Regions from separate parts of the Mus musculus genome. Here region 2 is linked to region 1. Evidence: chromatin contacts called from ENCODE POLR2A ChIA-PET data. All regions are on one chromosome and are shown on one strand. Each heading gives the region's core, a stretch centred on a gene start or an enhancer-like site at or near the end of the contact. The rest is flanking DNA. Distances are from core to core; before and after follow the strand shown.

Evidence for each region. ChIA-PET counts read pairs that join two places held with the same protein, here RNA polymerase II (POLR2A).
Region 2: POLR2A ChIA-PET joins it to region 1 with 14 read pairs in Patski. The contact joins the promoter of Mad2l1bp here to the promoter of Vegfa in region 1. POLR2A ChIA-PET finds 5 or more read pairs at or near these places in 3 of 5 experiments (Patski and embryonic stem cell).

The regions. Positions count from the first base shown.
Region 1 is chr17:46,029,853-46,037,548 of GRCm38, reverse strand. Vegfa (vascular endothelial growth factor A) reads left to right here and starts at 5,172. Exons shown (of 7, transcript NM_009505.4): 1 at 5,172-6,258. The coding sequence starts at 5,659.
Region 2 is chr17:46,151,263-46,158,075 of GRCm38, reverse strand. Mad2l1bp (MAD2L1 binding protein) reads left to right here and starts at 4,525. Exons shown (of 3, transcript NM_025649.3): 1 at 4,525-4,633; 2 at 5,035-5,297. The coding sequence starts at 4,579.

The DNA.
Region 1 (7,696 bases), core at 3,923-6,422:
CTTCATCTCTCCCTCCCTCCCTCCCTCAGCTCTTCATTCCTGGCTTCCTTCCTCCCCTTCTCTTTCTTCCTTTATTGTTTTTCTGTGACAGGGCCTCGTGTAACTTAGGCTGGCCTTGAAAGCAAAACACTATATTGATAGGATGACCTTGAACTCTATCCAGTTCTTTCTTCCTCTACCTTTCAAATTCTGGGGTTACAAGCATGTGGTCCCTTCCCATCCCCTTCCCTTCTTTCACCTAGGTGTGGAGTATATCTCTTCTCCCAGCCCTCCCTGACTCTAGCCAGATCATATTGGCTTGGGAAATGAACCAGATAAGCACACGTACATCAACTCTTACACCTCTCTACAACCCTGGCAGGAGGCAACAACACTTTCCATTTCACAGATGAGAAGACTGAGGCTCACAGCTCCGGAAATAGTGAACCAGATTTGTGCTCCGTCTGCCATGTTTTCCCATTCCTCGGTATGGGTTGGGTGGGGGTGTGGGGTGTAGCAGAAGCCAAGGCTCTTCACAGTGAGGGATCACCAACCAGTGACTTCAAGGAAGATGAGGCTAGTTGGTTATGCGTATGACTAATTCTAGTAATCCCACTACTTGAAAATTTGAGGCAGGAGGATTATGAATTCCAAGCCAGCCTGGGATACATAGTAAGACCAAAAGATGAAGATAAAACAGAAACAAGCTGAAACTAAAATGACTGAGGAGGGGTTAGAAGAGGGAGTTGGAGTTTCCTGTCTTCTGGGCTGAAGGTGTGTCTCGCCTCCATTAACCGGTGCTAGGCCCCGGATGTCACCATGGCATTCCTGCTAGATTTTTTTGGTGTTAAACATTGCTCTCTTCAAGAGTCATAAGGACACAGGCCACCCGAAGACGTGACATTTGGTATCAAGGAACAGTCTCAGCTGTCACTGTCTCTAGTGACTCAGAGCTAGGGAATCTTGCCTAGAAGTGGAGGGCCAGCAGCAGGACTGGTGAACTGGTGCTGACCAAGGTCACACTGCCTGTGGCCTTCTCAGCTCTCCTGGAGGCAGGGACAGACTAGAGAAAGTGTTATCCTGCTTTGTGCTCTGGTCTAGCCAACTGGCCCTGGGCTTATCCCAGGTTGCTGCTTAGGGCAAACGATGGCCCCAGCACTCAGTATATGACTAGACCTACCTCTACTGTCTGGATGGTTTTTTTTAAAACACTCTCTGGGGACGTATTACTTCCTTCCTGGTAGGGGACTGCCAAGAAAGCAGCGTGGAACTTACCCCTGACAGAACAGTATTGTCCCCTGGGCTCTGTCTAGGATGTTCCTTAAAACAATCCCTCAGCTGGGCCTACCCTCTAAGTCTTTATCCTCAGACCCAGAAGAGGACCTGGGAGGCAGCCTTACAGAAATCTCTAGAAATCCCTTGTCTCTTCTCCCCAGTTCACCCCAATGGCTAAATTCCTGAAACTCCTGCTTCTCCCCCAAAACCCAACTGAACGTGTCAGGTCCTTCAGGATGGCGTCACCTGCTCCTAGCAGTTATGTAGCCCATCACTTTAGCCTTTTGCTCACCTGCAGACGGGAAGTCTCTTCCACACTGTGGGAAAACAGGGTCCTGCCCAAATCAGAGCTTGCCCGAGGAATGTGGCAACCGCTAGGGAGTCTGTGCCCCATGCCACTTCATGCAGGAAGCATTTTGGGCCAGCCAATATGGCTGCTTTGCTGGCTAATGCTGAAAGACTTTTCCCCCCCACATTGCCTTTGGTATACTATTAAAAGATAAGAAAAATGACGAGAAGGAAGAGGAAGAGGAGGAAGAGGAGGAAGAAGAAGATGAGGAGGAGGAGGAGGAGGAGGAAAGATCGATTTTTTTGGCCTTTACTTTGAAAGGGCTGACATGGCTGCCCCACGCCCCTGGTTTGAGAAAGGTTTCAACGTGAAGCCTAGGTTCTGCTTATTTTATGAATCTCCTGAGTGTTGGGGATTCCAGATGAGCATTCCCATGCCCAACCTGACTTTATTTCAGTTCTGACAATCTCCTCCCTGTCTCTGAACAAGATTCTCTGAAGATGTCACTGACTAACCAACCACCTAGTGGATTGCTCCCTAGAGCCCCATGATGCCAGGAAAAGATTCATCCTGGTTGGTCTGACTTGCGTTAGCCAGCATGAGATCGACAGGGGGAACCCCCATTTCTTTGGGGGTACACTGTTTAAATAGGTTGAGAGACACAGGGATCTGTTTAGAATATTTCATGTCTGCCAGGCCCACTACACTCCCATGTCTCCTGTCCTGCAGTGACCTGGGGGAGAGACGCTGAATAGAATCTATTCTGGGAAATGAGCCCCCAGGAAGAGCAGGAATAGTGGGATACTTGTCACTTCCCCTCTTCTTTCTAGATTCCCTGAGGTTTCATTAAGTGACACTTACTAGGTCCATATCAGTGTACGGATGACACCATTGTGGAATGTGTTGGAGGCAATGTGCAGCTTGTATGGAATCCAGAAGTGACCCTTCCTCTGACCCAGCTTCAGATTGTGTCTCTAAAATGCATGACGGAGGTAGTTGGCCCATCCCTACCCTGATCCGGGTTACTCCAAACCCTTCAGGCCAAGTTTCAGTCTTTGCATGGCTTTAGTGCTTTGGAGAGGGAAATGTGCAGCGTCACTGCTCTGGCTCCCTGTACAGGCTCATCTGGGAACACCTTATACATATATATACACATATACTACATGTATATATACATATACTATACATATACATATCATGGCTATCTCAGGATAGGAGGAGGAGTCTAAAGCCGTGAAGTCGAGAAGAGCTGATTCCCCTCAAAGTCTCTTCATTTTGCTCCAAACCTCAGAATCCTTTACTGAGTCCCTCTTCTGTAGGCCCGTGGCCTTTCCCAAGACCACAGAACTGTGGTTCTCAGCCTTCCTAATGCTGAGACCCTTTAGTACAGTTCCTCATGTTGTGGTGACCCCCCCAGCCCCCCCCCACAGGCAACATAAAAATATTTTTGTTGCTACTTCATAACTGTAATTTTGTTACTATTATGGATCATAATGTAACTCTCTGACATGCAGGCCATCTGATATGCGACCCCTGTGAAAGGGTTGTTGGACAGTCCCTCCAAAGGGTTGAGGGTTGAGAATCACAGCTGGAGGAGGTGGAGATGAGAAGGGCAGCGCTTTGGGAGCCTTCAGTGTCTACAGCCTCTGTTATGCCACGATGAGAGACAGGGGCCCCCTGACAGGGAGCTACATTTGGTGTTCTTGCGGTTAGAGACAGACACGTGAGACATTTGGTGGCTTTCCTTTCTGACTCCTCTTAGTTGCTTAGAGCAGGGATCAGGATCAGGTGAGGAAACCCACAGGAGGGCTCTGGACCAGCAAACATTTACTAACTACTACTTTCCCTGCTACAAGAGAGCCATCCAGGAGGGGACTCGGGACTAGTAATGATGGGCAGGAAGGGATAGCGTGAGGAGCCAGCTCCCTTCCTCATAAGATCCTCATACTACTGCTCCATTGGAATTGGGGTGCCCAAGAGGTGCCAGCACCCACCCAGCTTCAGTACTGTGTGCAGAGGGATGGAGATAGTGGATTACACTGGGGGGGGGGGCAATAGGAAGATTGTTGAGTTCTCTTTCTCAGAAGTCCAGCAGATCTGGGTGAGGGCTGGGACTGGTTGGTCCCTCTCTTCCCACAGGTATCGGAGCCCCCTCTTGTTCCCAGGGGAGCCTAGGAGCAGCTGGGCCAAAGCCCAACCAGGAATTTTTCCAGGCTGGTTCCTATATCCAAGGGTGGGTTAGAGGTGGGGGTTTTGGAGAGCTCTTAAGGAAGACACTGAGGACATGGAGAAGGGGACTTAGTAGAAAGAGAGGGGACAGAGCCACACGGGCTAAGTGTGCAAGCATAGAGAAATAGCCAAGGGTTTTAGGGAGAATGGGAGGACAGAGTACACCCCTGAATTCTGTTTAGAAGATGAACCGTAAGCCTAGGCTAGAACTGAGGGAGCCTCTACTCCCACCCTTCCGAGGGTTGGCGGCAGCGCTGGGCAGCTGGCCTACCTACCTTTCTGAATGCTAGGGTAGGTTTGAATCACCATGCCGGCCTGGCCCGCTTCTGCCCCCATTGGCACCCTGGCTTCAGTTCCCTGGCAACATCTCTGTGTGTGTGTGTGTGTGTGTGTGAGAGAGAGAGATCAGGAGGAACAAGGGCCTCTGTCTGCCCAGCTGTCTCTCCTTCAGGGCTCTGCCAGACTACACAGTGCATACGTGGGTTTCCACAGGTCGTCTCACTCCCCGCCACTGACTAACTCCAGAACTCCACTTCCCGTTCTCAGTGCCACAAATTTGGTGCCAAATTCTCTCCAGAGAAGCCTCTCTGGAAACTTCCCAGAGGATCCCATTCACCCCAGGGCCCTAGCTCCTGATGACTGCAGATCAGACAAGGGCTCAGATAAGCATACTCCCCCCCCCCCGTAACCCCCTCCCCACATATAAACCTAGAGTTATGCTTCCGAGGTCAAACACGCAACTTTTTGGGTGTGTGTGTATGTCAGAAACACGCAATTATTTGGGAGCTCAAAGTCTGCCGCACTCAAGAATCAACTCTCACCCCCTTTCCAAGACCCGTGCCATTTGAGCAAGAGTTGGGGTGTGCATAATGTAGTCACTAGGGGGCGCTCGGCCATCACGGGGAGATCGTGAACTTGGGCGAGCCGAGTCTGCGTGAGGGAGGACGCGTGTGTCAATGTGAGTGCGTGCATGCATGTGTGTGTGTGTGTAGTGTGTTTGTGAGGTGGGGGAGAAAGCCAGGGGTCACTCTAGTTGTCCCTATCCTCATACGTCCCTGCCAGCTCTCCGCCTTCCAACCCCTACTTTCTCCTATATTCCTGGGAAAGGGAATTGTTCTTAGACCCTGTCCGCATATAACCTCACTCTCCTGTCTCCCCTGATTCCCAATACTCTGGGATTCCCAGTGTGTTCCTGAGCCCAGTTTGAAGGGGTGCACAGATAATTTTGAGGCCGTGGACCCTGGTAAGGGGTTTAGCTTTCCATTTCGCGGTAGTGGCCTAGGGGCTCCCCGAAAGGCGGTGCCTGGCTCCACCAGACCGCTCCCCGGGGCGGGTCTGGGCGGGGCTTGGGGGTGGAGCTAGATTTCCTCTTTTTCTTCCACCGCTGTTACCGGTGAGAAGCGCAGAGGCTTGGGGCAGCCGAGCTGCAGCGAGGCCGCGGCACTGGGGGCGAGCTGAGCGGCGGCAGCGGAGCTCTGTCGCGAGACGCAGCGACAAGGCAGACTATTCAGCGGACTCACCAGCCCGGGAGTCTGTGCTCTGGGATTTGATATTCAAACCTCTTAATTTTTTTTTCTTAAACTGTATTGTTTTACGCTTTAATTTATTTTTGCTTCCTATTCCCCTCTTAAATCGTGCCAACGGTTTGAGGAGGTTGGTTCTTCACTCCCTCAAATCACTTCGGATTGTGGAAATCAGCAGACGAAAGAGGTATCAAGAGCTCCAGAGAGAAGTCAAGGAAGAGAGAGAGAGACCGGTCAGAGAGAGCGCGCTGGCGAGCGAACAGAGAGAGGGACAGGGGCAAAGTGACTGACCTGCTTTTGGGGGTGACCGCCAGAGCGCGGCGTGAGCCCTCCCCCTTGGGATCTTGCATCGGACCAGTCGCGCTGACGGACAGACAGACAGACACCGCCCCCAGCCCCAGCGCCCACCTCCTCGCCGGCGGGCTGCCGACGGTGGACGCGGCGGCGAGCCGCGAGGAACCGAAGCCCGCGCCCGGAGGCGGGGTGGAGGGGGTCGGGGCTCGCGGGATTGCACGGAAACTTTTCGTCCAACTTCTGGGCTCTTCTCGCTCCGTAGTAGCCGTGGTCTGCGCCGCAGGAGACAAACCGATCGGAGCTGGGAGAAGTGCTAGCTCGGGCCTGGAGAAGCCGGGGCCCGAGAAGAGAGGGGAGGAAGAGAAGGAAGAGGAGAGGGGGCCGCAGTGGGCGCTCGGCTCTCAGGAGCCGAGCTCATGGACGGGTGAGGCGGCCGTGTGCGCAGACAGTGCTCCAGCCGCGCGCGCGCCCCAGGCCCCGGCCCGGGCCTCGGTTCCAGAAGGGAGAGGAGCCCGCCAAGGCGCGCAAGAGAGCGGGCTGCCTCGCAGTCCGAGCCGGAGAGGGAGCGCGAGCCGCGCCGGCCCCGGACGGGCCTCCGAAACCATGAACTTTCTGCTCTCTTGGGTGCACTGGACCCTGGCTTTACTGCTGTACCTCCACCATGCCAAGGTAAGCGGTCGTGCCCGTCTGCTGTCGCCGGGCCGTGGCGAGCGCCTCTCCCGCTTGGGGACGTGCGTGCGTGCGAGCGCGCGCGTGGGGGGCTTCGTGCCCCACGCGGGTCCTTGGGCACCGGGCGCGAGGCGTCCCCCTCTGTCGTCGTACGTGGAGGGGGAGGGGGTGCGCGCTAGGTGGGAGGGCGCCAGGATCGTCTCGCCGCCCACGCGGGCCCTGCCCACCCACCAGAGTCACCGCACGTACGATCTGGGCCGAGCAGCGGAGGGCGGGAGCCAGAGGAGGAGGCTGAGGGGGCTGGGCTTGTGCCGAGGCTGGCGGCAGAAGTTTGCTCCGGGTCGCGGGTCCCCGGAGAACTGGAAGTCCGGGCAAAGGGGGCGGGAGTCCGGAGCCCAGCGGGCATGCCTGGGGGTGCTCGGACCTTGGACCCGGGGAGGGCAGAGATCGTGGAGGGGGCAGGGCGCGGGCGACCGAGGGGGCTTTGCTGTCACTGCCGTTTGGGTCTCTGAGGCCCTTGCAGTGAGTTTGGGGAAAGTTTTAGGATGGATTGCTGCGGGGACCCTCTCCCACCGCTCTAGCTTGTTGGGCCACCTGCACCGCGCCACCCCCTCCCGTCCCCGCTCGCGTCCCGCGCGGTGCCCGCCCTCCCCCGCCTGGCCGGGCGCGCGCGGCGCAGAGCCGATTACATCAGCCCGGGCCTGGCCGGCCTCGTGTTCCCGGAGCCGCGGCTGCCGGAGCCCGGAGACCCGGGCGACGAGCGGCGCCCCTCCCCCCACCGGCCCTCCGCGAGGAAGGTGACCTCTGGAGGTATCCCCAGCTCCGGGACCCGGAGAAACTCCCATACCTCTTTCCTCCGTTCCCAACTTCTACCCGTGCCTCGCGCTAGGAAGAATTTCCCGACGCCCCTTCCCCCTTTTCCCCATTTCCTGCCTGGTGTAAAAAGAGAAGCCCTTCCCACCCTTTTATATTTTCCTTTTCTTTGCGAAGACTCATCGGACCTTTCCTGGACCCAGGGTCCAGGAAAAGGACGGTGACTGTCAGGCGTGGGGGTGCTGAGGCCCACCCTCGGGTTCTTTGTGGAAACGCTGACCTAAGTTTTGAGTTGGTGAAGGTGTGCTCCCTCCTCCCCTCACAGCTGTGCTTCAGGTTTTTTTTTTTTTTTGCGGGGGGGGGGGTGGATCAACGAAGGGTGGACTGACATCACCCCATTTCCCACCCCCACCCCCCCTTTGGAAACATGACTTGATATTTGCTCTGACAGGGGCAGCCTGGAACCAGCCCTTTCCCATACCTTTGGCAGGATCCCTTGTCAGTCAGTATCTCTCACACACTTTGTCCTGGCAAAGCCCGATGCCCAGAGAGCAGGTGGTTTAACTGCGAACTTGCCCACCCAACTTGCCTACCAAAGGGTCCTTTCATGCTTATTTCCACGAAG
Region 2 (6,813 bases), core at 3,276-5,775, 120 kb before region 1:
ATAATATGTTTATATGATAAATATTATATATGTGTGTATGTATATGTATATATATACACATACTCACACACACACACATATAAATCAATTGCAGCTGTCTTCAGACACCTCAGAAGAGGGCATCAGATCTTGTTATGGATGGTTGTGAGCCACCATGTGGTTGCTGGTTGCTGGGATTTGAACTTGGGACCTTTAGAAGGTCAGTCAGTGCTCCTAACTGCTGAGCTATCTCTCCAGCCCCAACACTAAGTTTATTTTTAAAAGCTCTCCCCTTGTTATTCTTCTTAAGCACTCTTCTGCACACCTAGACGATCCCCCTGAGTCCTGTTCTGTCCTTTTCATTTTGAGACAGAGTCTTGCTGAGTTATCCATGTTGGCCTTGAACTTGTGCTCCATCTGCCTCAGCCCTCCAACAGGTCGTCACTGTCAGGCCTGGGATTGTCTTGTGTCACTTACATGAAGAAGCTGCCACCATCACATAGTAAGATTTACACATGCACCGTCCTGTTCTGGATTTCTAGCTTTTATTTTATTTATCCATTTCCCACACAGTGCTTGGACTAAGACTCTCGTGCATGCTAGGCAAGCATTCAACCACTGAGCTAGCTCAACACCACACTATTCCCCCCCCTCCTTTGATCTTTACAGAAAGGGGTCTCTGCGCAGCCCTGGCTGTCCTGGATCTTGATCTGTAGACCATTCTGGCCTCAGGCTCAGAGCTCTGGCTACTTCTGCATCCCAACTGCCGGGATTAGTGATGTGAGACACTATGCCTAGCGGCACAGTATTTGTGATTGCGTATGCATGTGAATGGGTTTGTGCGTACGAGTACAGTGTCCTCAGGGGCTAGCAGAGCATGTGCAAGCCCCTGGGAGCTGATTGGGACCCACGTAGAGTGGGTGATGGGAACTGAACCCAGGAACTCTCCATGAGCAGTCTGTACTCTTAACCAGTGAAGCAGCTCTCCAGCCACCCACCACGGTATATTAATTGTGCTGTTACAGGATGTCTTGACGTCTGGTCCCTACTTCGGGAAACTCACTCTAGTCTTGACTTCTATGACCTGGCACTTGTGTCTCCTTCTTCATACTTTTCTCCTTACTTCCCCATATGCCTACCTCTCATATGTCGTCACTCATTGACTGATACAGCTGGTCCAGTAGGTGCTTGCGATGGTTTGTATCTGCTTGGCCCAGGGAGTGGCACTAGCAGAGGGTGCAGCCTGTTGGAGTAGGTGTGTCCCTGTGGGTGTGGGCTTTAAGACTCTCATCCAAGCTGCCTGGAAGCCAGTATTCTGCTAGCAGCCTCCAGATGAAGGTGTTGAACTCTCAGCATCTCCTGCACCAGGCCTCCCTGGGTTGCCATGTTCCCGCCTTGATGATAATGGCCTGAACCTCTGAACCTGTAAGCCCAGCCCCAATTAAATGTTGTCCTTATAAGAGTTGCCTTGGGCATGGTGTCTGCTCACAGCAGTAAAACCCTATCTAAGACAGATCTAAAGTCAGAAACCTGTTCCCCACCCCCTTTCTTTTTTTAAAGAAACTCTGCAGGGCTGATTGAGTGGGTGAAAGCACTTCCTGTTCAAGCCTGATCCCTGGACCCCACGTAAGACAGGATCTCAGTGTGTGTGTGGGCTTGCCTCATGGCCTCCACCCCACCTCCTAAGTGCTGTCCACCGCCTGGCTCTGCTTAGCTGCTGCTGCTTCTTCTTCTTTTTAAGATTTATATATTATTATACATAAGTACACGGTAGCTGTCTTCAGACACACCAGAAGAGGGCGTCAGATCTCATTACGGACGTTTGTGAGCCACCAAGTGGTTGCTGGAATTTGAACTCAGGACCTTTGGAAGAGCAGTCATTGCTCTTAACCGCTGAGCCATCTCGCCAACCCTCTGCTTATCTTCTTGATGGCCACTTTCTATCCCTTCTCCTCTTCAAACCCAATGCTAAATTAAATTATATTCATGAGACATCTGTCTTTTGTTTGTTTTTGTTGTTACACAACAGGGTTTCTCTGTGTAGCCCTGGCTGTCCTGGAACTATTGTAGACCAGGCTTGTCTTGAGCTCTGCGATCTACCTGCCTCTGCCTCCCCTGTGCTGGGACTAAAGGTGTGCACCACCATCTCTACTGGATGGACATCTTTCTAAATATCTCTAGAGTTCACTTAATTTCTCACCACCTGCTGGGATGACCCAAATTCAAGTCTCTTTGAATACACATTTTGGGGCTGGAGAGATGGCTCAGGGGTTAAGAACACCAGCTGCTCTTCCAGAGGTGCTGAGCCTATGACTCCAGCACTTTGGAGATACAGGATGGAGGCTGTGGGGAGATTCCAGGTCAACCTTGATTACATAGGGAGTTCAAGGCTAGCCTGGGCTAAATGAAATCCAGTCTCCAAATACAAAAATGAATAAATATATAAAGCCAAGCACAACTCTTCACAACTATAATCCCAGCCCTTGGGAGGCTGAGCAGGGGATCCTGCAGATGAAGGCCAGCCTGAGCACCATGGCAAGTTTGAGGCAAGCCTGTGCTACGTGAAATTCTCTCTCAATAAACAAATGTCCTTCCTGCTAAAAACATCTGTCTGACTACCGTATGCTATAAATTGTATCGTTTTATAGTGCATACAAATTTTCTATTTTTTTTAAATAAATTTTATTTTATATATATGATGAGTAGCCGTCTTCAGACACACCAGGAGAGGACATCAGATCCTGTTGCAGATGGTTGTGAGCCACCATGTGGTTGCTGGGAACTGAACTCAGGACCTCTGGAAGAGCAGTCAGTGCTCTTAACTGCTGAGCTATCTCTCCGGCCCCAAACTTTTAGAGAAGCCTAATGGCTCAGTAATAGAAAACAAAGGCTTAGTAGGTTCTTGTTTCTTGGGAGTAAATATCAAGTCAGTATATATTTCTACAAGTACATCTATTTTATTAGTATGCAAATTTGATTTGGTCTTTAGTTAGTGATAAAATTGTATGTATGTTGAAAAAAAAATTTTAGGAATCCATTTGCGTGTTTGTTAGTCACTTGGGGTAGGCTGGGGTTTCATTTTTTGTAATGCTGGGAATCAAGCTCAGGATTCATGTACTCTATAAACTGATCCCGTGTCTCCAGTCATGTCAATAGCCAAGTTTAAAATGAACTTCTTTGCCCTGCAGTGGTGGCGCTCGCCTTTAATCTCAGCATTTGGGAGGCAGAGACAGGCATATTTCTGAGTTCGAGGCCAGCCTGGTCTACAGAATGAGTTCTGGACAGCCAGGGCTACACAGAGAAACCCTGTCTTGAAAAACAACAGCAACAACAAAGAACTTATTTATTATCGTTACATGTTTGACCTTATAAACCCCCCCCCTTTTTTTTTTTTGACACAGGGACTCTCAGTATAGCCCTGGATATCCTGGAATTCACTCTGTAGACCAGGCTGGCCTCAAACTCTAGATCTACCTGCCTCTGCCTCCCCAGTGCTGGGATTAAAGCTGATATGACCATACCCAGCCATAACATGTTAATGTACTCGCGTCACTTCCCCATTTGTGTTTGTGAGTGAGCCTGTTACATAGTGGTGTAGAGGGACTCTAGTCTCTCCTTTCACTTTGTGGGTCCTGTTTGAACTCAGGTCATCGAGCTTGGCAGCAAGCTTCCTTATGTCTGTGGCATCTCCCAGGATTCCTTCCTGCCCTACTTTGAAAAAGCTTATTCATCCCCCTATGTGAGATCAAGTTCAAACTTCACTTGGGAATTCCTGTCATGACCTTGATGCCGTTTATCTATTACCACCTTAACAATTCAGGTAGGCCTGGAACTCAGGAACTCTGCCTCCTGAGTGCTGGGATTAAAGGCGTGCACCGCCACTGTCCTGCTAAAAACCTTAACTCTTTATAGTATTATAAGGGTCTATGACGGGCGTGGTGGTGCACGCCTTTAATCCCAGCATTTGGGAGGCAGAGGCAGGTGGATTTCTGAGTTCGAGGCCATCCTGGTCTACAAAGTGAGTTCCAGGACAGCCAGGACTATACAGAGAAACCCTGTCTGGAAAAACCAAAAGAAAAAAAAAAAAGGGTCTATGATTTGCTCAAGAAAGATAACCCAGACTCAAACAGTATGTAAACACAAAGAGTGTTTTATTCTGCAGAAGTCCAACATGCTGGAGTCTCCCATTACCAAGATAGAGAGACCCCGAAGTGAGTTCAAAGGCTGGATTTAAAGCACTATTAAGCGAATTCCAGGGAGGGGTAGGTGAACTTCTAGTTTACTTAATCTTGGCTCTATCTCTAAGGACATTCCAGAATGGGGGGTTGGGGGCGGGGTGGGTGCTGGAAACTATTGCTGAGAAAAAAAAAAAAAAAAAATGAAGGCATCCCCAGCCCCAGGGGACGACTGGGTCGCCTAAGTGGGAGGGGCCAAGAGCTCCCCGGCTTGGGTGTGGTTCAAGTCATCTCCAACCTCCACCATTCAGCGGCTGCGCTGAGTCCCTTCTGGCTGGTAAGAGCCGGAAGTGGAGCTTAAGCTTCCCATGATTCTTTGCGGGGCGTCTATTTTAACCGCAGGACGACTAGGCTGGCAGTCGCGATGGCTGCGTCCGGTGAGGAGGATATGTCCGAACTGTCCCCTGCTGCTGCCCCAAGTAAGGCGTGGGATCCATAACTTGGGGACTCGTTTCTTCCCTGCTGCTACCTCCCCAGATGCATTTAGTGGCTGACGTTTCCTCCGTCGTTCCTTTCTGTCCTTGTTCCTGGTGTCCCAGTCCGCCCTATCTCTGCAAGTCACTCCCTCGCCCTTAAGTGGAATTGTTTTTCCTGCCCTGTCCCCTTGGGTGTTCTGCCCCTGATATTTCATACCGAAACATTAGTCTCAGTCTTCTAAAGCCCCCTTTCCTGTCCCTGATGTCACTTAAATCGTCCCCGGCCAGTATCAGGTTTCCTGTCACCTATGGGAGTGTCTGCTGATGGAGCCTCTGGGAACGCTAAGACTAACGCTGACTTTGACAACCCCTCCCCTTTCTTTACCTTTTCACTTATGGACTAGATTTGGATTGGTATGAGAAGCCGGAAGAAACTCATGCTCCTGAAGTAGATCTTGAGACTGTCATCCCGCCAGCCCAGGAACCTTCCAATCCTGCGGAGCCCTTTTGCCCAAGAGACCTGGTGCCGGTGGTGTTTCCCGGGCCTGTGAGCCAGGAAGACTGCTGCCAGTTTACTTGTGAACTTCTCAAGCATATCCTGTACCAGCGCCATCAGCTCCCTCTGCCCTATGAACAGCTGAAGCACTTCTACCGGAAAGTTCCCCAGGTATGTGCAGGCTTTCTGAGAAAATTGGTGGGAAGACTTTGTGGCTCATAGATGATGGGGAAGTAGAAAAGTGACCTAAGATGTCTTCAGCCTCCCTGCAAGTCTAGGCTTTTGCAGAGCCTTCCTTGCCTCATTTTCTCTGCACTTGGGTCTCTCCCTTTTTTCTCTTGTTCTTTTTCTGAGACTCTTCCTATTACCGGTTGTATGAGGATATTATTAGTTCTTTTTGGAGCTGTACTGATGGTTGTGAGCCATCATGTGATTCCTGGGAATCAAACTCAGGACATTTTCTGCCCGCTCCGGCCCTGCTCACTCTGGCACAAGGGTTTGTTTGTTTGTTTATGGTTTTCTTTGAGACAGGGTTTCTCTGTATAGCCCTGGCTGTCCTAGAACTCACTTTGTACACCAGGCTGGCCTTGAACTCAGAAATCCGCCTGCCTCTGCCTCCCAAGTGCTGGGATTAAAGGCGTGTGCTTATTTATTATATGTAGGTACACTGTAGCTGTCTTCAGACACTCCAGAAGAGGGAGTCAGATCTCATTAGGGATGGTTGTGAGCCACCATGTGGTTGCTGAGATTTGAACTCAGGACCTTTGGAAGAGCAGCAGTTAGTGCTCTTAACTGCTGAGCCATCTCTCCAGCACATGAGTTTGATCTTCTTTAATTAATTTTTTTTTTTCGAGACAGGGTTTCCCTGTATAGCCCTGGCTGTCGTGGAACTCACTTTGTAGACCAGGCTGGCCTCGAACTCAGAAATCTGCCTGCCTCTGCCTCCGCCTCCCAAGTGCTGGGATTAAAGGCGTGTGCCACCACTGCCCAGCTAACTTTTTTTTTTCCAAAACAAGATTTCACTATGTAGTTTAGGCTGGTCTCTGAGACCTGGCTACCTCAACTTCCCCTAGGGACTTATGGCGCTGCAGGTGTGCTATACCACTTCTGGCCTTTCCTTAGTCTTCATGGTCTCCATCTGCCTCTCTCTGTCTCTTGTCTGTCTGTCTTTCTGTCTCTCTCCCCCCTTTCCTTCCCCCACCCCCACCCCCATCCCAATCCATGCCTCCCTCTCTCTCCGCCTCCCCTCCCCTCCCGGGAACCCAAGGCCTCTCTGACAGGCTAGACAAGCGTCTTACTGAATTACAGCCCCAGACCTGGACCAGCTCTTTACATTTGAATTTCTTTTTCTCACCACATTTTCACCTCTGTTTCTGGCTTTGTTTTAATGTGTTTTCTTGGGAGGATTTCTAGACCTCAGATTCTAACGATTTTCTTCATCTTCTTCATGTATCAAAACAGGGTTTCTCTGTGTCACCTTGGTTGTCCTGGAACTCACTCTGTATAAACCAGGCTGGCCTCAAACTCAGAGAGAGATCCACCTGCCTCTGCCTCCCGAGTGCATGAGCCATCTCCTGGTCTGATTACCTTGTGAATTTCGGTGTTCCTCCTGGCCTGTTCCGCCTGGGCACTGGGATTACAGCCACCATGCCCTTCAGGACCACGAAATTCTACTTTTTTAAGGGTT